3 separate regions of the Homo sapiens genome follow, and all the other regions are linked to region 3. Evidence: chromatin loops called from intact Hi-C (ENCODE). Cell type or tissue: heart right ventricle. All regions are shown on one strand. Links, peaks and the distances in the headings refer to the core of each region. The heading gives the core; the rest is flanking DNA. Region 1 has its middle 27 kb from the start of PTPN1. Region 2 has its middle 79 kb from the start of LINC01271. Region 3 overlaps PTPN1 (protein tyrosine phosphatase non-receptor type 1).

Region 1 (8,063 bases), core at 1,427-6,426, 97 kb after region 3:
ACTCCTGACCTCAGGTGATCCGCCTGCCTCAGCCTCCCAAAGTGCTGAGATTACAGGCCTGAGTCACCACACGCGGACTATTTTCTTTTTCTTTTTAGATTTTAAAATTTATTTTCTTTTTCTTCTTACCTTTCTTAATTTTTTCCTTGAACCAGAACCCAGCTTGATTTCCCCCCAAATGTGCAACTGATAGACCTACTGTAGAGTCTTCATTATAATAACTTTTTACTTTCAAAAAATAAAGGCATTATTTACCTGCAGTAAAATCTATCCTATCTAGTATACAGTTCTGTGATTTTTTTTCTTTTTTCTTTTTTTTTGAGACAGGGTCTCGCTTTGTTGCCCAGGCTGGAGTGCAGTGGTGCAGTCTTGGTTCACTGCAGCCTCAACCACCTAGGCTCAAGCGATCCTCCCACCTCAGCGTCCCAAGTAACTGGGACTGCACTACAGGCAGGCGCCACCAAGCTTAACTAATTTTTTCTATTTTTTGTAGAGATGGGGCCTCATTATGTTGCCTAGGCTGGTCTCGGCTCAAGCGATTTGCCCAGTTCAGCCTCCCAAAGTGCTGGGATTACAGGTATAAGCCACCGCACCTGGCTGACTGGGTTCTGTATTTTTTGACAAATGCACAGTCATCTAACCACCACCACAGTCAAGGTTTAGAACCATTCTATTAATTGTCTTCCCAATTTCCTGGGGACCCTTTGTAGTCTACCCTTGTGCCCACTCCCAGCCTTTGGCAACCACTTAACTGTTTTCTGTTCCTATAGTTGTCCCTTTTTCAAAAGACTATATAAATGGAATCATATAACATGTACCCTCTGAGTCTGGCTTCTATAATTCAGCATGATGCTTTGGAGGTTCATCTACATCATCGTGTGTATTAAGAGTTCTCACCTGGGCGCGATGGCTCATGCCTCTCATCCCCACACTTTGGAGGCCAAGGCAGGTGGATCACCCGAGGTCAGGAGCTCAAAACCACCCTGGTCAACATGGTGAAACCCTGTCTCTACTAAAAATAGAAAAATTAGCTGGGCGTGGTGGCGGGCACCTGTAATCCCAGCTATTCGGGAGGCTGAGGCAGGAGAATTGCTTGCAAACGGGAGGTGGAGGTTGCAGTGAGCCAAGATCATGCTGCTGCACTCCAGCCTGGGTGATAAGAACGAAACTCCATCTCAAAAAAAAAAAGAGTTCTCATCTTGTTACTCGTGAGTAGTATTCCATTGTACAGATGTACTGCCGTTTGTTCAATCTTTCCTCAGTAGAGGGGCATTTAGATGGTTTCCCATATTTTGGCCTTTATGAATAAAGCCACTATAAACGTTCTTGTACAGGTTTTTGTGTTTTTATTAAATAAACAGTTTTTATTTCATTTGGGTATATTTCTAAAAGTGGGATTTTTACTTTATTTATTTATTTATTTATTTATTTATTTTTATAGAAACGGGGTCTTACTGTGTTGACCAGGCTGGTCTCAAACTCCTGACCTCAAGCAATCCTCCCATCTTGGCCTCCCAAAGTGCTGGGATTATAGGCATAAGCCACTATGCCTGGCCAGGATTGGTGAGTTGTATGATAACCGTAGGTTTAACTTTACAAACAAACAAACAAACCTGCCAAACTGTTTCCAAAGAAGCTGTACTGTAGGAGGCTGAGGCACGAGAATCCCTTGTACCCAGGAGGTGGAGGTTCCAGTGAGCCGAGATTGTGTCACTGCACCTCAACCTGGGCAACAGAGCAAGACTCTGTCTCAAAAAAAGAAAGAAAGAAAGAAAGAAAGAAAGAAAGAAAGAAAGAAAGAAAGAAAGAGAGAGAGAAAGAAAGAAAGAGGAAAGGAAGGAAGGAAGGAAGGAAGGAAAGAAAGAAAGAAAGAAAAAAAAAAACAACCAAAGAAGCTCTACCGTTGTGCATTTCCACCAGTGTATGGGAGTTCCAGTTGCTCTGCATCTTAGTCAGCACTTGATGTTGTCTGTTGTCATTTAGTTTATTTTTATTATTTTAACCATGCTGAAATGAATTTTAAAAGTAAAAGTGGCTGGGCATGGTGGCTCACGCCTGTAATCCCAGCACTTTGGGAGGCCGAGGTGGGCAGATCACCTGAGGTCAGGAGTTTGAAACTAGCCTGGCCAACATGGAGAAACCCCCGTCTCTACTAAAAATACAAAATTAGCCAGGCATGGTGGCACATCCCTACTCGGGAGGCTGAGGCAGGAGAATTGCTTGAACCTGGGAGGCGGAGGTTGCAGTGAGCTGAGATTGCACAATTGCACTCTAGCCTGGGCAACAAGACTGAAACTGTGTCAAAAAAAAAAAAAAAAAAAAGGAAAAGTGACCATGGATAAAGGCTAAAATTTATAACTCAGACTCTAAGGCCCTGTGTGAACTGAGCCCTGCCCATTTCACCAGGCCACTCTCTGTTCTCCAGTATCCTTTCAGGTCTGGCTACAGGGCCTTTGCACATGCTGTCTACTCTACTTAGGATGCCATTCCTGCTTTCTGCCTGGCTAATGCCTATTGTCACATGGATCTCGTCCTAAAGGCACTTCCTTGTGGGTATGCCTAGATTCTGTTTCCTTGTTACATGTTTTCGTATCTGCCTTTCTTATTTACCACAGTGGTTCTCAACTGGGAGTGATTTTGCCCCCCAGGGGCCATTTGACAATGTCTGGAAACATTTTTGGTTGTCAAAACCAGGGTAAGAATGCTACTGGCATCTAGTGGGTAGAGGCCAGAGACGCTGCTAAATATCCTACAATGCCCAGAACAGCCTACAGGAATGATCCAGTCAAAATTTCACTAATGCGGAGGTTGAGAAACCTGTATCACAACGTAATCAACTAATTGCTTTTTATGGCTGCCTTCCTGTTCCCATCTCACTCCCCCACTTCCCCATCTAGGCTTCCCTTACCCCCTCCTCGCCATGTGTATTTAGCTGTTTAATGCCTCCTTTTCCTGCTAGAGTATAAAGCCTAAGGGGCAAGGATTGTGTCTGTCTTGTTTTCTATATATTGCGTATCATAGGTGCTTAATAAATGTGTCAAATGAATAAAAGAGCAAATGAAAACTATCTTTCATAAAGCACATCTTTAAGGACACCAGAAAGCTTTCCTCTTGACTTCTGTCTTGGTAACTCTAAATATTATTTGGAAAAAAAATAAACAAGGTGGTGGGGAGGAGGGAGAGGGAGAGAAAAGCAGAGAAGAGGAGGACAAGGAGAAAAGGAAGAGGGAGATAGAGAACACTGTCTTTGTAGACTCAATCTGAGCTGGAATTCCAGCACTTAACTGTCACATAGTCAAGAGCAAGTCACTTTCCCTCTCTGAGCTCGTTTTTCTCAACTGTACAATGGGAATCAGAAAACGAAAGTAACTGTGCTAATGGCTGGCAACTACCCTGCACTTTATAAATGTTAGTTTTGTTCCTTTCTTCCTTTCCCCTCCTTCTCCTAAGTTTCCTGGCCAGCATCAGTGCTCACTCATCCTCCTCAGCCCACTCAAGAGAGCTGCCTGAAGCTAGATGGACAGTTCTATAAATGCTGGTGACGTATACCCAACCTCCGGCACCCGCATCTCTCTGCCCAGAGCCTGTGTGCTTCATGTGCGCATGGCAGGTCACATGTGTGGGAAGGGAAGTGTACTGGAGTTGCTGGCCCCGGGCACCACCTTCAACCGCTGAGAGTGGTCATTGCGGATAAACAGCACAGTTTCCCCAACCCTTCCTGAGACAATCTTGCGGTATACTCCACATCATCCCCTGAGGGCCCCTCTGGGACTGTGCCCCAGTTGCCCATAAAGGTAACTAGCTCTTTTTTTTGTTTGTTTGTTTGTTTTTGAGACAGAGTCTTGCCCTGTTGCCCAGACTGGAGTGCAGTGGCATGATCTTGGCTCACTACAACCTCTGCCTCCCGGGTTCAAGCAATTCTCCTGCCTCAGCCTCCCAAGTACCTGGGATTACAGGCACCCACCGTCACGCCCGGCTAATTTTTGTATTTTGTTTCACCATGTTGACTAGGCTGGTCTTGAACTCCTGACTTCAGGTGATCCGCCCTCCTCAGCCTCCCAAAGTGCTGGGATTACAGGCATGAGCCACTGCGCCTGGCCAACTGCCCAACTTCTAACTGGTAGTATGTGCATCTTTTTCTATGAGTTTTTTGGGTTTTTTCTTCTGGTTGTCAGAGTCAAGCAGCCTAAAGGAGGTTGGAGAATGAATATTCCTTCTCTTCTTTCCAGCTGCCTTCAACCAAGGAATGGATAGAGGTGGTGTATAAATACCCCAGCTTCCTGATTGTTTTGCAGTGGGCAGGTCTATGCAAACTTACCCCAAAGTCCAAGGAAGCTGAGAGGCTGAAGAGATGATGCTGACATACTCAGTTCCTTAGAAAGAAACTTTTAATAGAAACTTAGAAACAGATGCCACGTCTGTGTCTCCTGCGGTGGCCAGACAAGATGGTGGATCCCCACTCCATTATCTCCCAGACCCAGGGCTTCTATACCATAGGAGAGGGGTGGTTCAGAAGGGATGTGTAGAACAGTTGAAGTAAGATAACATCAAGGTTGTTTGACCTAAGGACAGGATATAGAGTCAGAACCTGCTCTTACACAAGGAATAATAGATAAACTAGAAATCTTAGAGGCCTTCTTGGAACAGGGGTTAATCAGAAGCCAACATGGCGGATTAGCTTCCAAGATGGAGTTGCTGATCCTTCAGGTAAGATAACTCTGAGACATGTGTTCTACACAGGTGGAATTAAGCTTCACTTGCCTAGGGCAGTAACTGTCTTGATAACTTGCTTAATATTGGTTGTCCTCCTTTCCCTGGGTCTCTTTTCTTCTCTACTCGTATTTCTTTTGCCTTCCAAAGAAGTGATGTGTCCTTGAGTCTTTGTCTCAGGGTCTGTATCTAGAGAATCTAAACTAAGATATGAGGTGTGCCAACAGGGGATTCCAAACTAAGACACTTATCAATTAGATCCAATTGCAAACGGTCTTGCTTTAAATCTCCCCAAAAGAACAGAATGGGACATGCTGTTCTTCAACTAAACAGCACTCCTGTTTACCATCTGGGGCCAAACCACGGGGCTCCTATTCCCTGAGTGGAAGGACCTCATCTTCCCATGGTATTCACAAGGCTCACACCCCACCTTTTCATACATAAATCACCCCCTTTATTTCACATGAACATCTTTGTTGTATTTTGCAGAAAGTTACCCTTACTGAAACACAGAGGACGCTCTGTTGGTAGCTTTGGAAATGGCCCTTGGGGCTCCAGCTGGGAGCATCTCATGTTCTTGTTCCTACGTAGTTACTTTCTGGGGATAGTCACACATGTTGAATGTTGGCAGGGAAGAGTTACCCTAGTCCAACACTTTCATTTGCCAAAAATAAGTTTTGAGGATGGCTGATGGGAAATCCCACAGTGCCTACCAATGGTATCATGCTACTTTATGCTGTTTTCTGAATGTTCTTTCATTTTATAACGTGAATATAATGAATGTTTGCTGATTTGGGGCCACCCTGAATCTACGGCACTCTCTTCCATGCCAAGTAACCTGAGTTTCCATTTGGGAACCACCCCTTCTGGAAGTTCGCTCCATCAGGAAGTTCCCTTGAGCCTGTAACCCAACAAGGAGCATGTGACTTAGCACCAACGAACCAGAGCAGTGGAGGTACAATAACTATGATGATTGGCTAGGTACAGTGGCTCACGCCTGTAATCCAGTGCTTTGGGAGGCTGAGGCGGGGGGATGACCTGAGGTCAGGAGTTCGAGACCAGCCTGGACAACATGGTGAAACCCCGTCTCTACTAAAAATACTAAAATTAGCCGGGTATGGTGGCGGGAGCCTGTAATCCCAGCTACTTGGGAGGCTGAGGCAGGAAAATTGCTTGAACCTGGGAGGTGGAGGTTGCAGTGAGCCAAGATTGCACCACTGCACTGCAGCCTGGGTGACAGAGCGAGACTCCGTCTCAAACAAACAAACAAACAAAAAAACTACGATGATTGGCTTAGAGATGGGTATGTGGCACAGATTGGTTCAATCAGAGTTCATCTCAGGATTTGTTTAGTAGCTACTAAGAAGGCATGCTTTCTCTTGCTCCTCGTGAGCTTAGAGTGGTTGGGCAGCTAACAAATGCACTTGGCTAACTGAACATCTCAATTCCAGAGGAGCTGTTTATTCCCCCAGCTCTCCTGTTGGGTCACCATGGTCTACTGTGTCCCTTGACTGAAGGATGACACAGCTTCTGTCAGGTAGCCTCTCTGTAGAGCTCCCTCTCTCTGGACCTGGAGACCACTTCTTCCTTTGCTCCTCCAGGCCACTGTTACTATGTGGGGGTGCTAAGGACCCCTCTGTTACTATCTAGCTGTGATAAACTCCCTTTGTTACTATCGCTGGAGTGATGCAGCATCCCTGGGTTCTGTAAATCCCACCTACATTTTGTTATTGTTGTTGTTAATTGTTTATTTATCAAGAGAAACTATTTCTTTTTTCTTTTTTTTCTTTCTTTTTTTTTTTTTTGAAACAGTCTTGCTCCATTGCCCAGGCTGGAGTGCAATGATGGCACAATCTCGGCTCACTGCAACCTCCGCCTCCCAGGTTCAAGTGATTCTCCTGCCTCAGCCTCCTGAGTAGCTGGGATTACAGGCGCACGCCACCACACCTGGCTAATTATTTCTCGTATTTTTAGTAGAGATGGGGTTTCACCATGTTGGCCTGGCTGGTCTCGAACTCCTGACCTCGTGATCTGCCCACCTTGGCCTCCCAAAATGCTAGGATTACAGGAATGAGCCACCACACCTAGTCAAGAAACTCTTTCTTTCTTTCTTTCTTTTTTCTTTTCCTTTTTTTTTTTTTTTTTCAGACAGTCTGGCTCTGTTGCCCAGGCTGCAGGGCGGTGCTGCGATCTCAGCTCACTGCAACCTCCACCTCCCAGGTTCAAGCAATTCTTCTGCCTCGGCCTCCCAAGAAGCTGGGATTACAGGCATGCCCACCATGCCCAGCTAATTTTGTATTTTTAGTAGAGATGGGGTTTCACCATGTTGGCCAGACTGGTCTCGAACTCCTGATCTCAAGCGATCTGCCCGCCTCAGCTTCCCAAAGTGCTGGGATAACAGGCATGAGCCACCACGCCTGACCAAGAGAAACTATTTCTTAGCTGACATATTCATTCATGTTTCATAGTTCAGGAACACAAGTCAGTGACAAACTTCTAGATATTTCAACTCAAAGAAATTCTTCATATTCCAAGATCACTTTGTACTCTGAAAGATACCAGCCTTCCTCATCTCAAAATCTTTTATGGAATCATAATTTCTGTAGAAATCTGCGTATGCCTTCTTTCTTGGTTCGGCCATAGCAATCTTGTAGAAAGCTGCAACCACCAGGGATACCATGAATGCTCCAATAATATGAAATCACAGACGCTTAACCAGAAGGCTATGCATTGGAGGTTTTGTCAAAGCACCAGAAGCCATGGTAGTTACTGTCCTTGATAGGTGTGTAAACTTCAACACCAACATCCTTCCCAGCTGTTGGAGAAATGGACGGTCCCCACCTACATTTTATAGACAGTCCATTCATAAAACTCTCCTCCTGCCAGGGCACGGACTGATGTGAATCCACCTAATGGCCCTAGGCAATAGGTGCCTTTATTGTCATCCTTGTTTTACGCATCAGAAACTGAGAGACAGAGAAGCTAAGTGAGCTGCATAAAGCCACAGAGCTAGTAATTGGTGGTACTGATACGGGAGTGGGGGCAGGGAAGTGCTGGGAAGGGAAGGGCGTGGTCCCTGGGTAGGGCTTCACCCCTGGGCCTGTGCCCACGGACCTACGTGAGGACAGGCATTTCTGTTTTCCTGCACGAATGTTGCATTTCCCAAGACCACCCTGGCTTGCCACGCCCCCATCCTATGCCTATAGAAACCCCCAGACCCTAGCAGGCAGAGACACAAGTGGCTGGATGCCAAGAAGAACGCACTGGTGGAAGAAGACACAAGCGACGGCCAGGTGCGGTGGCTCACGCCTGTAATCCCAGCACTTTGGGAGGCCAAGGTGGGCAGATCACTT
Region 2 (8,063 bases), core at 1,385-6,384, 180 kb after region 3:
AGTGGGACTCACAGGAAGAAATGGAAATAAGTGAATTCTTAAGGGAGACCTCAGTGTGGTTCAGAATAGGAAAGCCCTGCTTGTCTGTTCGTGGTTTGCTAGGTTTTCACAATCCAATAAGTGCTCCCCGTGTGCCAGACTCTGTGCCTGGGATGACATTGCCAACCCTCTCCTGCAGGGTGTTGTGATTTAAGACCATGGACTCTGGAGCCAGACTGCCTGAGTTTGAATCCTGGCTTTGCAAATTACTTGTGACTTTGCACAAGTTACTTAACCTCTTTCTTTTTTCTTTTTCATTTATTTATTTATTTATTTACTTTTTTTTTTTCTTTTTTGAGACTGAGTCTTGCTCTGTCGCCCATGCTAGAGTGCAGTGGCACAATCTCAGCTCACTGCAACCTCCGCCTCCCGGGTTCAAGTGATTCTCCTGCCTCAGCCTCCCGAGTAGCTGGGACTACAGAAGCCTGCCACCATGCCCAGCTAATTTTTGTATTTTTAGTAGAGACAGGATTTTGCCATGTTGGTTGGTCAGGCTGGTCTTGAACTCCTGATCTCAGGTGATCCACCTGCCTTGGCCTCCCAAAGTACTGGGATTATAGGCATGAGCCACCGCACCTGGCCAACCTCTTTCTTTTTTTTAAATTTTACTTTGAGACAAGGCTGGAATGCAGTGGCACAATCACAGCTCACTGCAGCCTTGACCTCCTGGGCTCAAGCAATCCTCCCACTTCAGCGTCCCAAGCAGCTGGGACTATAGGTATGATCCAGCACACCCAGCTAATTTTTTGTTTTTTGTAGAGATGGGGGTCTTGCTATGTTCCCCAGGCTGGTCTCGAACACCTGGCCTCCCAAAGTGCTGGGACTACAAGCCTAAGCCACTGCTCCTGCCCCTTAACCTCTTTCTTTATGGGTAAAATGGGAAGGAAATATCATCTCTCCCACACATTTGAGGTAGATACTAATATTAGTTAATATATGTGAAGTGTCTGGAATAACGCATGGCATGTAATAAATGCTCCACAAAACACAAGCTGTTATTAGTTTAGTTCTGCAATTAGTTCTGTGAATGCTGAGGAGGCAGAGGGAGTGAAATTCAAATGCTAGCTCCATCCCTTCTTAGCTCTAGGACCTTGGTGAAATCTCGTAGCTTCTCTAGGTGTCCGTTTTTCTTACCTGTTAAGCAAAGATGATCTTAGTACTCGCCTTGCCAGGTGGTTGAGAGGGTCTATGTCTTTGTAAAGTGCATGGGTGCATGGAAATAATTCACTTTATGGGGGAAGAAAATAAGTCCCAAAGAAGTTTATTTCTTTATTTCCATACGTCCAGCAGGCCCTGAGCACCTCCTGTGTGCCAGGTCCCCAGAATGCCTACAACAAGCTGGGGCCTGTGCTCTTTCTGTCCTGGAAGACAGCAGAGGGCAAGGTGGAGATAGTGCATGCCCCCTTGGCGCTCACCTTTAGTCCTGACCAGCTCTGTGAGATGGGGTGGCAGGTATGACCACCCCGTGTCACAGAGATGGAAACTGAGATCCAGAGAAGTGAAGAAGCTGCCAGGACACAAGGTTCATGTGCACCTGCTCCTCTGAGCGGCTTCTCTGAACTTCTGTAACAACCCCACCACTGTCTATCTCATCAAAGCCACCTAGGGCCTCCATCTTTCTCACCCTCCACTCTGTGTTCCTATCTCGGTCTCTCCAGCACCTGGCCCAGAGCTGGCCTCAGACATGTTGATTGTGCCAGACAAAATCTACGAGCCCTGAGAGCGGGAATCCGTGCAGCTGTGCAATGTGTCACTTCTCCTGTCCTCCTTCTGCTTCCAGCAAGAAGAAAATGCAGTGCGGCCATTGACCCCTGAGCACCCCCCTCACCACCAAGGCAGGAAGCGGGTGACAAGCACAGGCAGTGTGGAGGAGGGGACAGAATGGGGTCTGGAGTCCCAGAGTTCCACATTCTCAGTCCTGGCTGTAACTGTGGACATGGCTTTTCCCCTCTCTGAGCCTTGGTTTTCTTATCTGTAGAATGGGTACAATCCTTGTGATACCCCTTCTGTTGATATGCAGAATAGAGGAAGCCTGGGTATAGAACTAGGCACAGGAGAGGTACTCAGAAAACGGCAACTGTTTCTTTTATGTGGAAGGGGTGGCTGAAGCCCTCTCCCCTCACCCAATCTCTCAAGCCCAGTTTGACTCCTCATAGCCAAGGGTGAGATAGTAAGTGTAGTGGTTAACAGCATGAGGCCTAGGCCTGACTGCCTGGGATCATATCCTGCCTCTACCACTTGGAGCTGTGTGATCCTGGACAAGTGACTTAACCTCTCTGGGCCTTTTTTCTCCATTTATGAAATAAGTGTAATAAGAGTCCCCAGCTCCTGGAACTGCTGTGATGATCAGATGAGTTCACAAAGTTTAAGTAAAGGGCTAGGATCCTGCCAGGCACATGAGTGCTATAGAAGCGTTTGTTGCTCTTCAGGAATCGAGGGGAGGAGGGACCTGGTGGCTCCTGCAAAATTTACAAGGGACTCAGGGACAGGGATGGGAAGGAGGAGCTGGAGAAGAATCCTGATGTGAATCAGCAGGGAATTTCATAAAGCAAAGCCCACTGTATTGAGGATGACCTTCACACAGGATCCGGTGCCCCCCGGGGAAGGGCCGCCGCCTCACTCCCATCCTTCCCAGAGCCCAGCTTGGTGCTTGGTCATCTCTGTAAGGCAGAAGCTCCATCCTTCCGGCTGCTCTATCTGGAACCTTGGAGCCATCCTTGGCTTTTATTTTTAGATTTTAAGTTCCGGGGTACATATGCAGGCCGTGCAGGTTTGTCACATAGGTGAACATGTGCCATCGCGGTTTGCTGCACCCATCAACCCATCCCCTAGCTATTAAGCTCGGCAAGCATTCGCTATTTATCATGATGCTCTCCCTCCCCACCCCCACAACAGGCCCCAGTGTTGTTCCCCTCCCTGTGTCCATGTGTTCTCATCGTTCAGCTCCCACTTATAAGTGAGAACATGCAGTGTTTGGTTTTCTGTTCCTGTGTTAGCAGAAACCCAAACATCCTTGGCTTCTTGATTTCTATTGATCGCATCTAGTCCAGCAGCATATGCCCCAGCAGCTCCACCTTAGAACAGATCAGGAGTCCAAGATCCGTTCTCCCCGCCTCTTCACCTCCACAGCCACCCCTTGGGCCCATTCACCATTCTCTTCTGCATGAACCACTGCAGTCACCCTGACTGTCCCCTTCCCCCTGGCTCCTGACAGCCCATCCTCTACACCCAGCTGGAGAGATTCTTTCAGAAACGAAGTCAGACTGTGCCCTCTTCTGTTCAGAACCCTCCATGGCTCTCACCTACCCCAGAGGAAAGCTAAGTCTTTCCTTCGACGTGCAAGGTTCTATGGGCGCTGCCCTTCACCCCTCTGAACTCACTTCCTCCCACGCTGCCCCTCACTCATTCTGCTGCAGCCACACTGGCCTCTTCTCTGCCATCCTCGCTCATGCCAGGCACGGTCCGGCCTCGGGCCTTTGCACTTGCTGTTTCCTCTACCAAGAATGCCCTTCCTCTGGAAATCCCCATTGCCCAATCCCTCATCTCTTTCAAGCCGTACTCAAATATTTGCTCAGTGAGACCTTTCCTGCCCTGCACCCCCACTCCCTATTTAGATTTATTCCTCTCTGATGTTCCCCTCCTCCTTCCCCGGCTTATTTTTCTCCTTAGTACTCACTGCCATTGGAAACATGATCTATTTAATTTACCTGTGAAGGCTGATGCCCCCTTCCTCCCCCATTCCGTAATGTCAGCTCCACGCTGACGGGGACATGTGTGTTCTATTCACTGTTGCATCCTAATACATTCAGGTGATGGATGATACGAGTCTAGTGTGTTACCTTGGACACTGATGGAGGCAAGACTGTTAGGGTGAGGGTGGAAGCAGGAGACCAGGAAGGAGGCTCCTGCAGGGGTCAGGTGAGAGAGGTGGGGCTGGGCCAGGGCAGGGAGGGGCGGCTGTGTTTGGATGGAGCAGCAAGCACCAGGTGTGGGGGTGAGAGAAAAAGAGGAGTTGAGGATGATGCCCTGGTATCCGCCCTGAGCATCTGGAAGGATGGGCTGCCCTTGACGGAGACAAGCTGTGGTGGGAGAGCGGGTTTCGATCCTGGACAAGTTCCATGGGAGCTGCCTCCTGAGGCTTGCTAAGGCCAAACGCTGTGCCAGGGACTCGGGAACAGCGGCGTGACACAGAGCCTGCCTTCTTGTCACTCTTGTCTCATGGATTGGCATGGCAGCATTGCCACTTGCTGGGAAACACTGAGCCAGTGGCACCACTCCTGAGCCTCAGTTTCCCCATCTGGATGACAGTCCCTCCCTCCCAAGGCCTGTGTGCAGCTCCATGAGCTCATGCCTCTGACGTGCCTGGCATCCAGTGGGCGCTCCAGCAGAGCTTGTTCCTTCCCTGTCCAGCCCCCATGCTGGCTGTCCCCCAGGAGACTGTGCTGGGAGCGTTATTTTTAAGCCTGGCTCCAGCGGGCTGGGCCATGGTTCTGAAGGCCGTGGGGAGACCACAGTGCTAGCAGCATCCCGGCTTTCTTGATGCCAGGAGACCGCGGCGTGGAAACATCAGAGGAGGCCGCCCTGTGTCCATGCCCTGCCTGGTAACCCTTTATGTGAAATTATGTCATGTCACCCCATGCTGTTTATAAACATCTCTGACCTTTCCCAAGCAGGGCTGTGGGGGAGGGGGCTGCACCTACTCCTCCCACTCCCCACCCCCGCACGCCAGGACCTGCTAGTGACCCCTCCCATTAGCCCACATCACACAGAGCAAAGTGGGTGCACTGGCCTCCAGCCAGCGTTGGCCTGGTTGTTTCAACACCTCCAAGCACCTCGCAGCTGACCAGCCCTGGGGTATTTTTAAACCCTGGCCTCGGCCAACCTCTTTGTCACATTCCGGTCGGGGCTTGAGTTTAGTGCGTGCCCCAATTCGGATAGCTGGGTGGGGGCTGGCATTCACTGGACAACAAACATTTCATCTAGTTCCAGAACCTGTGGACCTACTATGTACCAGGAGTGGGGACCCCGGGGGGCTCCCTCACAGAGCCTGTCCCCAAGGTGCTCACTGTCTGGCAGGGACACTGTGACGGGCCCACACTGTGACAAGTGCTAAGATGGAGGCGAAGATGGCAGTTGCAACTTAAATATCCGCAGGCCCAGCAGGTTACGTGAACGAATGAAGTGGGCGTGGTGTGAGACTGCGGGTAGGGGTGGGGCCTGCGGAAACTGGCGAGCCCATGCCCAGTCTGAAGGGGCTGGCTGCGCGCCCCTCCGCTCCAGCCTCTGTTGTCATAAGGGAGTCGGGTCCAGAGCTTCTGATTTTCCAGGAGAAGCTACACATCTAGGTTTATGTGAGATTTCATAAAAAAAAAAAACAAAACCCTTGACTTTTAAACGTTGGCAATAAATTTTGTAAAAATGTCCAAAACATTCTGAGAGCCAAATGACACCTGCTTGTGGGCTGGACTCAGCCCATGAAGTCAAGTTGAGGCAAACAGTTTGTGCTCTCTGATGCAAACAGGTGCACTATAAAATAGTCAACAAATGCGGCCTGAACACCTACCCTGAGCTCCTTCTACTGTTCCAGGCCCCAGGAAACGGCCGGGAACAATGTGGAAACATCCTTGCCCTCGTGTCGCTTTCAACCAGTGGGGTTGCTGGCACCACCTCCTACTGGCTCACGAATTCTGCAAGCTAGTTGTCACACACAGCCATCGCTAAGAATTAAATTGCACGAACTTCCAGTTAAATAAGTTACAACAAAAACAAAGGTAACAACTGCTCACAGATCACCACTTTCTCACCATTTCACTGTTCTCTGTGTTGTTGAAGTGATTGACGTCTGTTGTGTTGTATCATATCATATGCCATATCCCACGGTGGAAATAGTACAACAAGTTCTTCCCAATGCCATGCTCAGTAAGTCACACTGGTAGCTCCAAATGGACCATGGTGGGACTATTTACACCACCGAAATGGATACATGTAAAAATCAGGGCTCCCCCTTGTTGAGAAGGTGTCATTAAACATTTAGCAGTAAACCAGATTTTTTTTTCTTTTTTCTTTCTTTCTTTTTTTTTTTTTTGAGATGGAGCCTCAGTCTTGTGGCCCAGGCTGGACTGCAATGGCGCCGTCTCAGCTCACTGCAACCTTCGCCTCAGGGTTCAAGCGATTCTCCTCCCTTAGCCTCCCGAGTAGCTGGGATTATAGGCACAAGCCACAAAGCCTGGCTAATTATTTGTATTTTTAGTAGAGACGGGGTTTCGCCATGTTGGCCAGGCTGGTCTCGAACTCCTGACCTCAGGTGATCCACCCGCCTCGGCCTCCCAAAGTGCTGGTATTAGGCGTGAGCCACTGCGCCCAGCTGGTTTGTCTTTTGAAATATTTCCTCTGACTGTGTGGATTGAGTGGAGCAAAGCTGGAAGCCAGGAGACCAGGGAGGAGGAGCTCACTGCCACGGTTCAGGTGGGCAAGGACAGTGGCAAGCCTGCACCTCGGTGGTAGCTGTGAAAGTGGCAACAAGGGCATGGATTTGGGATGTATTTGGCAGTCAAGTCAGCAAGATTTGGGATGTGTGGGGTGAGGGAAACAGGAACCAAGGGGCCACCAGGACCTGGTCTGAACAGGGCAGCACTGTTTCCTGAGCTGGGAAGACAGGTGGGCAGGGCTGGGGTTTCAGGAGGGAAATAAATGGAGTATTCCGCTTTGTGAAGTTAGGGGCCTGCGTGAAACCTACATGGAGGTGTCAGCTCACCAGCTGGGCTTTGTAGTCTAGAGTACAACGTAGTTCTGGAAGCAATGTCCCTCTGTCGCAGTGGCAACCCCAAGTAGGGGGCTGGGGGGATTCTGGGAGGGCCTCACAGTGTAGGAGTCCTGAAGTACCAGGAGAAGAAGCACGTGGTAAGAGAACCATGGAGGAAAGGTGGTCCAGGAGGAGGGCACAGCAGGGCCAAAGGCCTGGAAGCAGGGCAAAGCACGTTCTTTTTGGAGGGGATCCAGTGGTGGGAAAGAAGGCTACAAAGGCAGAGGATAGATCACAAAAGGCTGCTTCTTTCAGCCAAAGGAGGCTGCAATGTACCCTCAGGGCACTGCGTTGAATTGTAAGCAGGTGCAGGCCAGGAGGGCACTTTACCAAGGAAACACTGCATTGACTTTGGGCCTTGAGGTGCCCCGGCATGCGAGCCTCTGCCCTCCCCTGCCCGCCAGGCCCCCAGCACCCACCCCAGCATACACAGCATAGCGGCCTCCAAGTTAGCCCAGAGCCTTTGCCAACCCAGCCAGTTTCTTGCAGATTTCTTGCCGATGAACCAGGAAAACAAAATAACCCCAATGGCAGGAAGAAGGGTCAAGGGAATATTCAGGGATGTTGGTGTCTGAATTTCCATCAACAGGAAGGCCCAGGAGGTTACCTTCTGGGACAGGGGGTGACTGAGGGGTGCACGATACGGCGTGGACTTAGGTGTTGACGGGGTCTTTGTAACCAGTCCTTGTGGGAGGGAAAGGAGGGCGTGAGGCACAGCTCTGCAGCCTGGCCCTGTCCTCTCTTAGGGCCGGAGTTCAAAGGCGGGTTTTTCTGCCACGCATCCAGCGGGTTTTTCTGCCACACATCTGCTGGGTGATATCGGGCAAATCATTCCTCTTTGTGAACTGTTTTCTTATCTGTAAAAGGGAACGATAATGGCACCTGTAAGTGCATCATTCACCTTCCCCCAGGAATCGTTGGGGGGGGTGAAGTGAGATTTTTTAAAATGTCAATAATTTAGCCCACTGCCTCACACCTGCTAAACTCCCAATAAATGTCAGCTGTCAATCATTATTTGCAAAGTTATTATTCATTATTGAGTACTTACTGTATGCCAGGCTTTGAGCTGTGGGGGCTATCTAATTCAAGCTTCATTCCCTCCCCGTGAGTAAGGATTGTTATTATTTCACAGGCAGGGAAACGGAGCTTCCAGGAGTTGGCCTGGCTTGCCCACGGTAAATTTGCTAGCAGAGGACACAGCGGGGGTTTGAACTCAAGTCTA
Region 3 (8,063 bases), core at 1,416-6,415:
GTGGGGGGCGGGGGGTGTCCCTGCTTCCCTAAATCATGTCCAGAGCGTGAGGTGTGAATATGGCTTCCCATACCCTTGGAATGTCTGAGTTACAGCAAGACCCTGCTGTACCAGGACAGGCTGGGCCTCACCAGGAAGTCACTAGAGTGTCATGCCAGGAATTAGGCAAATGCCTATTCCTGGAAAACTGCACCCTATTGCTGAGCGACAATGACTTCAGCAACAGGCTTAGGAACCACAGCCATGTAATGATCAGGTCATGCACAGGCAGGTTGGACTTGGACATGGGGCACATTAGTAAGCAGAGATCAAAGTTTCTCATTTCAAGCACATATTTTTCATCAGGACACAAGAAGACCTTACATGCATTCTAATACACACGGGGGAGCAGTGATTGAGAACTAGATCTAGCAGATAACAGGGAGGAGAATAAGCGGGACAAAGTAATCTCACATCATGTTTCTTATTAAATACCCACGTGTTCATTATATATTATAGCATTGTTCTATCTTCTCACGTTACCCACAATATCACTAAATAACAACTGCTTACAACCGTCCTCCTTCCCAGTACTGGTCTGACGCAGCAGGCCCATGGCAAAGCCTTCCATTCCCAGTACTACCTGAGGATTTATTATTGTACTTTTTGATAAAGCCCTTGATGCAAGGCTGACATCAAAAAATTTTAATACATTATTGGTTCAAGAAAATGCTAGTGCACTATGGATGCCTTTGGGGAAAAAATTGTTTAAATAAATATGGAGTGGAGAGTTGCTCCCTGCAGATTCAAGGGGGGGGCTGTTGGCGTGCCGCCCGCCTGGGATGCTCCAGGAGGGAGCCCTGGGTGGGGCGAGCCCCAAGACGGGTGTAGGCCCCTTCCCTCTGCGCCGCCAGCATGGTACTCTCTTTCACTCTCCTCAAAAAATGGCTTGTGGATTTGGTACTCAAAGTGGAAGGGGCAAAAAGTAAAAGGATGAGGGGTGAGACACACATCCGGGGAAGATGGGTTTTAGTGCAGAACCAACGTCCGTCCGGGGCCCGGCTCTCTACGCGGTCCGGCGGCCCTTACCTACCGCGGCATGCCTGCTAGTCGGGCGTGGGCTCTGCGGGCAGAGGCGGACAGTGGGTGGAGGTGGAGTGGAGGAGGGTCAGGCTATGTGTTGCTGTTGAACAGGAACTGGAATGAAACCAAACAGTTCAGATGAGCCCAGACCCGCACCTGCAGAGCTGTCGCCTCATGCATGACCCCGGCCACACCCCCCGGCAACTTCAACCTCCGAGGGAGCAAAGGGGGTTTTGGTTTTATTTTTTACAGTAGCCCCCTCTCCCCAAAAATCATCCCCAAGGAAAAAATTGTTTGCATTTTGCAAAACCATCTGATGTACTCAGATGCCACCTGGAAAGAGGTAAAATATTTAAAACCACGAAAAAGTCTTAGGAGGTCATTTCCATGGCCAGAGCTCTGAGGCTAGTCCTCTCTCTTCCCCTTACTTAACAGCAACACACGTCTAACGTGTGAATTTCTGCTGAAATGGCACTTCTCCCAATGAGGTGGAGCCCACTTCTCTGAATTAACAGCGGGTTGACATGCCAATGGCCACCCTGTGGTGACCTCTGACCCCCAGGCAGAGGCCTCGAGGACACCCATTTATGGGGATGGGGTGATGAGGGCTGGTACATGAGCAAGATGGCTGTCACAGGAGGGAGCAATGGAGAAAGGACAATGGAAACCCAGCGGGGACACCCTGAGCAGAAGCAGAGGCAGGTTCTGTTTTTCTAGACGGCCTTTTGTTGCTGTTCTTCTTATAGTGGGAAAGCTCAAAGACCCTGTCCTGGCTCAGTGTGCACACAGCTGAGGGGGGCTTGAGCGCAACAGCGTCCTAACCCTCTTCTCCAAGGGAGTTTACATTCGTAAAAGTTTGGGATTCCTTCCCTGGGAAATCAAATATAAATTATATGGCTGATTACATCACCTAAGGGTATGAGAAAGTTTCATAAGTGCCTACTTTGTTTTTTTTTGTTCCAGAAATAACAAAAAGCTGCTTTTTATAAAGGTTAAAAACAACAATGTGTTGTAACTCTATTTTTTTCCAAAAACAAAGGAATAAAAAAAAAAAGAGAGAGAGAAACAGACGTATTTGGCATTTTCTCTACTTACTCCTGAATAGGTTAAGGCCCTGAGATTAGACTCTTATATTCTTGGGACCAGAGGGCTCCTTAAAACCCCAGTGCATCGATCCTTAATTCTCTTGTTAGCCCTTCCACAGTTCCAGACTTTAAAAACCTTTGATCTGTTTCTTCTGAGACTGGCTCAGATGCACCACAGAACTGAATCCTACCATCGGGCTAGCGGCCAGTGCTCTCTGCACACGAGCATCTCGCCAGCGCGTCTGTCAGTGGAAACATACCCTGTAGCAGAGGTAAGCGCCGGCCGTGAGGACCGTAGCCACGCACATGTTGACCAGGAAGGGCTTCCAGTAACTCAGTGCATGGTCCTCGTCCTTCTCGGGCAGTGACGGCTCCCCTTTGGCTGGGGAGGCAGCCTGGGCACCTCGAAGACTTCCCCCCACGACCCGACTTCTAACTTCAGTGTCTTGACTCATGCTGAGGAATCAGAGGGCAGAGATGGGTTACTCACTTTGGAGAAAATGAATGGCAAGGATGCTGCTATTGTGGCAGGAATTCTAGGAAAAAACAAGCCACGTGTAGACAGAGTTGGATGATGTTAACCTTCCAGCGAGCCAGCCCCCTCTGCTTGGAGGGAGGGCCAGGCCAGGGCCCACATCAGCCTGAAGTCCACTTGTCACCCCCTCCCCCAGGTACTTCAGATAGCACCCACACCCAGGGTAGGGTTCACAAGGTGCCTGGGCGACTGGTCACTGTGAGGATTTATCTGGCTGGAGGACTCACTGGTGTACACACTACTGTATGATTTGCCTTCTCATGTACTGCAATTGCAATGTCTGGCCACATCAGTACACCCAGATCTCATTCTTTAAGAGCTACAGAATATCCCAACACCGGGAGAGAACATAATTGATCAGGTCCCTGGTTATATCATTGGCCTGTCTCTAATTTTTCACTACTACAAACAATGCCACAACAAACACAACTACCTATACACATCTTTACACGCTTGTTTTGAGAGTTGCTGCAAAGTAAATTTCTCCATGTATACAACTGCTGGGTCAAGTATGCACACGTCTTAAAACTTCCCTCCAGAAAGCAGGTACCAAGGGCACAGCCGGCAGTCATCTCCAGCTGGAACTAACACCTGCTCATTCTGCAAACTTTCCGTGCACGGCCACCTACTGCAAGCAGCCTTCCCTGACCACCTCAGCGGACACCTCTATCACATCACTGTCCATGGGCCCCCACCAAAATATGCTTTGGGTCTGCCTTTTTCCCAGCAAGATGGTCTAGAACACAGACCAGGGGACATGTTCTAGTTAACTCAGTACACCACACATATCAATAGGTACTCAATAATGGTTGTTAACCTGCAAGGAAGTAAAATGGGATTTAATCAAGACCACATAAAAAAGGTTACATTCCCCAAAGGACCACTGTGGGGACTGAGGGCACTCAAGCCTGGACATCACATTTCAGGACTGTCCGGAAACCTGGGGGAGGGCGCTGTCGTCAGGGGGGGCAGAAAAACCCTACTCGGTGGCTCCGAGCCCCTCATTCCAACAAGCACCACAAGGTGGCACTAGAAGCCCACAGAAGTGGCTCATGTCCTGCGGCCACCCTGTGCCCAATACCGGACCTCCAGCAGCCAGGAGTGGAGTGGCTGTGGTCCACGCGCCCTGTTCCCCAAGGATGCGGAAGCGCTGCTTGCCAACAGGAGGCTGCATCCACAGGGTTTCAGTACCAGCGTGTGTTTCTAGAACAGAAAGTCATTTCCCCTCACCCCAACAAGCTGGGACCCAATCATATTACCTTTCGATGCCGTAGGGTGCGGCATTTAAGGGGCTTCCTTTTTCTTCCTTGATGGGGCAGTCTTTATCCTCCTGGGTCTCTTCCTTCACCCACTGGTGATTTGGGAAGAACTCCCTGCATTTCCCATTGTGTGGCTCCAGGATTCGTTTGGGTGGCCGGGGAGGTGGGGGGATATGCTCGGGTGGGGGCTCCAGGTCCTCGTGGGAAAGCTCCTTCCACTGATCCTTGAAAGAGCAGCAAGAGGAAGTCCTATTAGTGTTCACTTCGGCTGGTTTGTCAGGAAATCCCTTTGCATGAGCAGAGGTGACGGCTTGGCGAGGGGCTCTCGGCCTCTCAGGGCTGCAGCCATGTACTTGGAAGATGAAATCTTTTGAAAATAAAGTCTCGTCTTCCTATCAATGCTCTCTATGTGAGCACTTCAAAGGCACAAAGTGCAACATGGTGAACATTTTGACAACTTTCTAGCTATTTTAAACATGAAGGGTAGCTATTTCCCCTGACACCAGACGGTGTTTGAACTTTTACAACTGACAGCCTCCTTCAAAGACAAAAAAGTTAAAATGGTCACACCTGGATTCAAACAAAGGCAATGCTGACCTGCACGGAAGAGTCCCCCATGATGAATTTGGCACCTTCGATCACAGCCAGGTAGGAGAAGCGCAGCTGGTCGGCTGTCTGGATCAGCCCCATCCGAAACTTCCTCATTTCTAACAGCACTTTCTTGATATCAACGGAAGAAGGGTCTTTCCTCTTGTCCATCTGAAAGCCAGAGAGGAGATATAAGTCAGCCAGGTCCAATTCTCAAGGGCAACGTTAATAACACCGTTAGATGTCTGTCCCCTCCCAATCTCATGCTGAAATGTGATCCCTAGTGTTGGAGGTGGGGCTGGGTGGGAGGTGTCTGGGTCAGGGGGACAGGTCCCTCATGAAAGGCTTGGTGCCCTCCCTGAGGCAATGCATTCACAAGAGAGCTGGTTAAGAGTCTGGGACCTCCCCCATCTCTTGCTCCTGCTCCCCTTCACCTTCCACCATGACTGGAAGCTCCCTGAGGCCTCCCCAGGAGCCGAGCAGATGCTGGTGCCATGCTTGTACAGCCTGCAGAACCGGGAGCCAGTTAAACCTCTTTTCTTTACAAATTACCGAGTCTCAGGTACGCCTTTATTAGTAACGCAAAAACAGACTAACACAGTGAGTCTCTGTATTTTGGAAGAGGAGCGCTTCAGTTTCTACTTAGGAAAAAACATCACAGCAGAGCAGGTAGAGGAGCTCCCCAGGGCACCCGCGAGGGCCTCCTTACCAGCAAGAGGCAGGTATCAGCCAGACAGAAGGTTCCAGACCTGCCGATGCCTGCACTGCAGTGCACCACAACGGGCCCGTGCTCCGGGCTGAGTGACCCTGACTCTCGGACTTTGAAAAGAAAGTTCAAGAATGAGGCTGGTGATTCAGGGACTCCAAAGTCAGGCCATGTGGTATAGTGGAAATGTAAGATCTCTCGAGTTTCTTGGGTCTGAAAGAGAAAAATACTCATGATGATTCTAAAAGAATCATCTGTACAGAAATCACTAATTCCAAGTACACACAGAGTCACCTTCCACTCTCTACCTCTAAGAGGAACATTCATTCTCAGACTTTCTCCCAGGGTCCACACACCCAGTCAACAAATACCACACCCTGGGGCCAGGCCCTGGGCTTGACACTGAACCTGCAGGGTGCGCCTGCTTAGACTTCATTTCCCTTCGGATTGAAGAGTCCCCTCACCTCTTTTCTCCCTATCACTTCCACTGTCTACATGGTTACAACTGGTTTCTCTCTGTCTCACGAGTCACAATGATGCTGGGCAGCCACCCATAAAATCTTGTCATAAAGCCCTGCAAGGCCTCCCGTGAAAAAGTGAACAAGGAACAGCAGGTGAGGCACTGGCTCTGGGCAACTTTCAGACGGGGGCTTCAAGATGATCTGGAGGTTTCAGAGGATTGTCACTTTAGAGAAAAAAGTAGCAGACTTGGTCTCCAAAGACTGGTGACTCCAAGGTGTGGCTCAACACCCAGCTGAAGAGGCAGTCAATGCGAACGGCATCAGCCCATGAACCGAGTGTGTCCTACGTGCTGGCGCTGCGCTCTCCCACCAGCTGCTCCAGGCAGGCACTCCCATCCATTTTCCGATGAGGAGGTGGATGTTTGGAGGCAGAGAGTCCATGCTGAGAGCCTGCTGCAGACACGTTTGAAAGGTGGACCCCAGCCCTTGTCCCAGAATGTCTCTTCCGTGGCTGGGTCTGCCCCAGAGGAACAGAAGCAATGGCCTGGCGTCTGTTTCCAGCTCTGCTCCTTCCTTGAGGCTTCTGGCGGCTGTGATCAAAAGGCAGCCCTCACTGGGGGGAGTACGCAACATCTTCAATGACCTAAGAGCTCCTAGTAAATGGGAACCAGTCACTTGGTAAGCAAGGCCCTGAGAGGGAAAGGGCTCTGGAAGTGAAAGTCTCCTAACATGGGCCCGGGAAGACAGCCACAGACAGGAACCATACCAGCCTGGAGAGTTTCCCTGTGGCCCAGTGCCAGGGCCACCTGGCGAGCAGCTGATGGCAGAAGGATTCAGGCCAGAGATCTGCTCATGATGCCTTCCTTCACTTGACGAATGTCCACACTATGCCAATCATGTGCCAGTCACTGTGCCAGGGAGGCGGGGGCAAAGACACCACCTCACCCTCACAGAGCTCATGGCATAGTTACTAGGACCTCCCCCAACTCTGCTGGGATGAAAATAATACATATTTAACCCTGCCTCAGCCATTAAATACACTAGTAAATAATATTTAATGTTCATTAAATATTAAATACAGTATCTTGGCACAGAACAAGGAGAAATTTGTGTATGTTAGGATAATTGCTAGACTCACACTAGGCAATTCCATCATTCTTTCCTCTCTAGAAAATGGTATCCATATAACCTTAATGACATTAAAGAAGAAGAAATACCTCTTCTATTTGGTGGGTGGAGGCAGGTGGGGAAGAAAAGGACTTAAAATGTATTTTTAAAAAATTATTATTATTATTTTGAGACAGAGTCTTGCTCTGCCGCCCAGGCTGGAATGCAGTGGCATGATCTCGGCTCAATGCAACCTCCGCCTCCTGGGTTCAAGCAATTCTCTGCCTCAGCCTCCCGAGTAGCTGGGATTACAGGTGCCCGCCACCACGCCCGGCTAATTTTTTTTTTTTTTGTATTTTTAGTAGAGATGGGGTTTCACCATCTTGGCCAGGCTGGTCTTGAACCCCTGGCCTCGTGAACCACCCACCTCAGCCCCTCAAAGTGCTGGGATTACAGGTGTTAGCCACCGTGCCCGGCCGTTAAAATGTATTTTAAAATTGAATAAGAAGCAAGCATGCCAAATGCAAGTTTTCCTTTAATCCTTGAAGGTGTGGGTTACCGCCCACTGACACCCTCCCTCACACCTGCTCACCTCTTTCACAAGGAACTCATTCCAGCCTTGTGCTAGAACAGACAGCTATGGCTGAGAAAAGCCTTTTAAAAACAAAGTCTGTTGGAGCAAACAGATCCTAACATCAAAACCTCTGAGCTGGCTGTATTCACTCTGCCAAGCAAAAAGCGCACAGCTCTTCTGCTCTGTTGAAATTCAGTTTCCCTCAACAAGCAAATAGTTTCCCAGAAGTCACTCTTAATGTCAGGCTTGCAAATGCTAAAAAGCATTCTTTTAAAAGGCTACTGCATAAATCCTCTAGCACATTCCAACACACTGCCCATGTTACTCCTGAGAATCTTCCAGAAAGCACCTCCATCCACCGTACTCAGAACCCTCTGCCCCATCAGGGCTATGGCAGGGCTGGTGACTCCGGCGCGGTCACCACCAGAGGGCAGAAAGCACTCACATCAGCTGCACTGCTACCATCCTCAAGAGCCAGGCAGCCCGAACCCCTTGCCTACGTCCTGGTAACCTGTGCTACATTCTAGATCTTACTTCTACTATTTTTTTTATTTATTTATTTTTGAGACAGGGTCTTGCTCTGTCACCCAGGCTAGAGTGCAGTGGTGCAAGCATAGCTCACTGCAGCCTTGAACTCCCGGGCACAAGCAATCCTCCTGCCTCAGCCTCCTGAGTAGCTGGACTAT

Evidence for each region. Peaks named below come from ENCODE experiments on the same cell type or tissue, not always from the same donor. Only the 100,000 strongest peaks of a DNase experiment are listed, where the experiment ranks them.
Region 1: it touches region 3 in a loop (3-fold over the local background); 86 of 110 quality-filtered maps call a loop at or near these places.
Region 2: it touches region 3 in a loop (2.6-fold over the local background); 7 of 110 quality-filtered maps call a loop at or near these places.

Annotation. Positions count from the first base shown.
Region 1 is chr20:50,479,175-50,487,237 of GRCh38, reverse strand. It overlaps the pseudogene COX6CP2. Among named protein-coding and RNA genes, the nearest start is that of PTPN1, 27 kb to the left of the region's middle. RefSeq lists enhancers at 3,257-3,366, 3,407-3,456. In heart right ventricle, for the core only: no CTCF peak of the experiment used is centred there; a DNase peak (open chromatin) is centred at 3,597; H3K4me3 peaks cover 1,065 bases; H3K27ac peaks cover 1,692 bases.
Region 2 is chr20:50,395,839-50,403,901 of GRCh38, reverse strand. No RefSeq gene overlaps it. Among named protein-coding and RNA genes, the nearest start is that of LINC01271, 79 kb to the right of the region's middle. In heart right ventricle, for the core only: a CTCF peak has its summit at 3,336 (motif pointing left); DNase peaks (open chromatin) are centred at 4,491 and 4,836; H3K27ac peaks cover 3,909 bases.
Region 3 is chr20:50,575,805-50,583,867 of GRCh38, reverse strand. It overlaps PTPN1 (protein tyrosine phosphatase non-receptor type 1), which reads right to left. Exons shown (of 10, transcript NM_002827.4): 6 at 5,239-5,448; 7 at 4,539-4,700; 8 at 3,942-4,165; 9 at 2,408-2,603; 10 at 1-1,176. The coding sequence ends at 1,153. Among named protein-coding and RNA genes, the nearest start is that of MIR645, 6.0 kb to the left of the region's middle. In heart right ventricle, for the core only: CTCF peaks have their summits at 3,498 and 3,711 (motif pointing right); a DNase peak (open chromatin) is centred at 3,707; H3K27ac peaks cover 915 bases.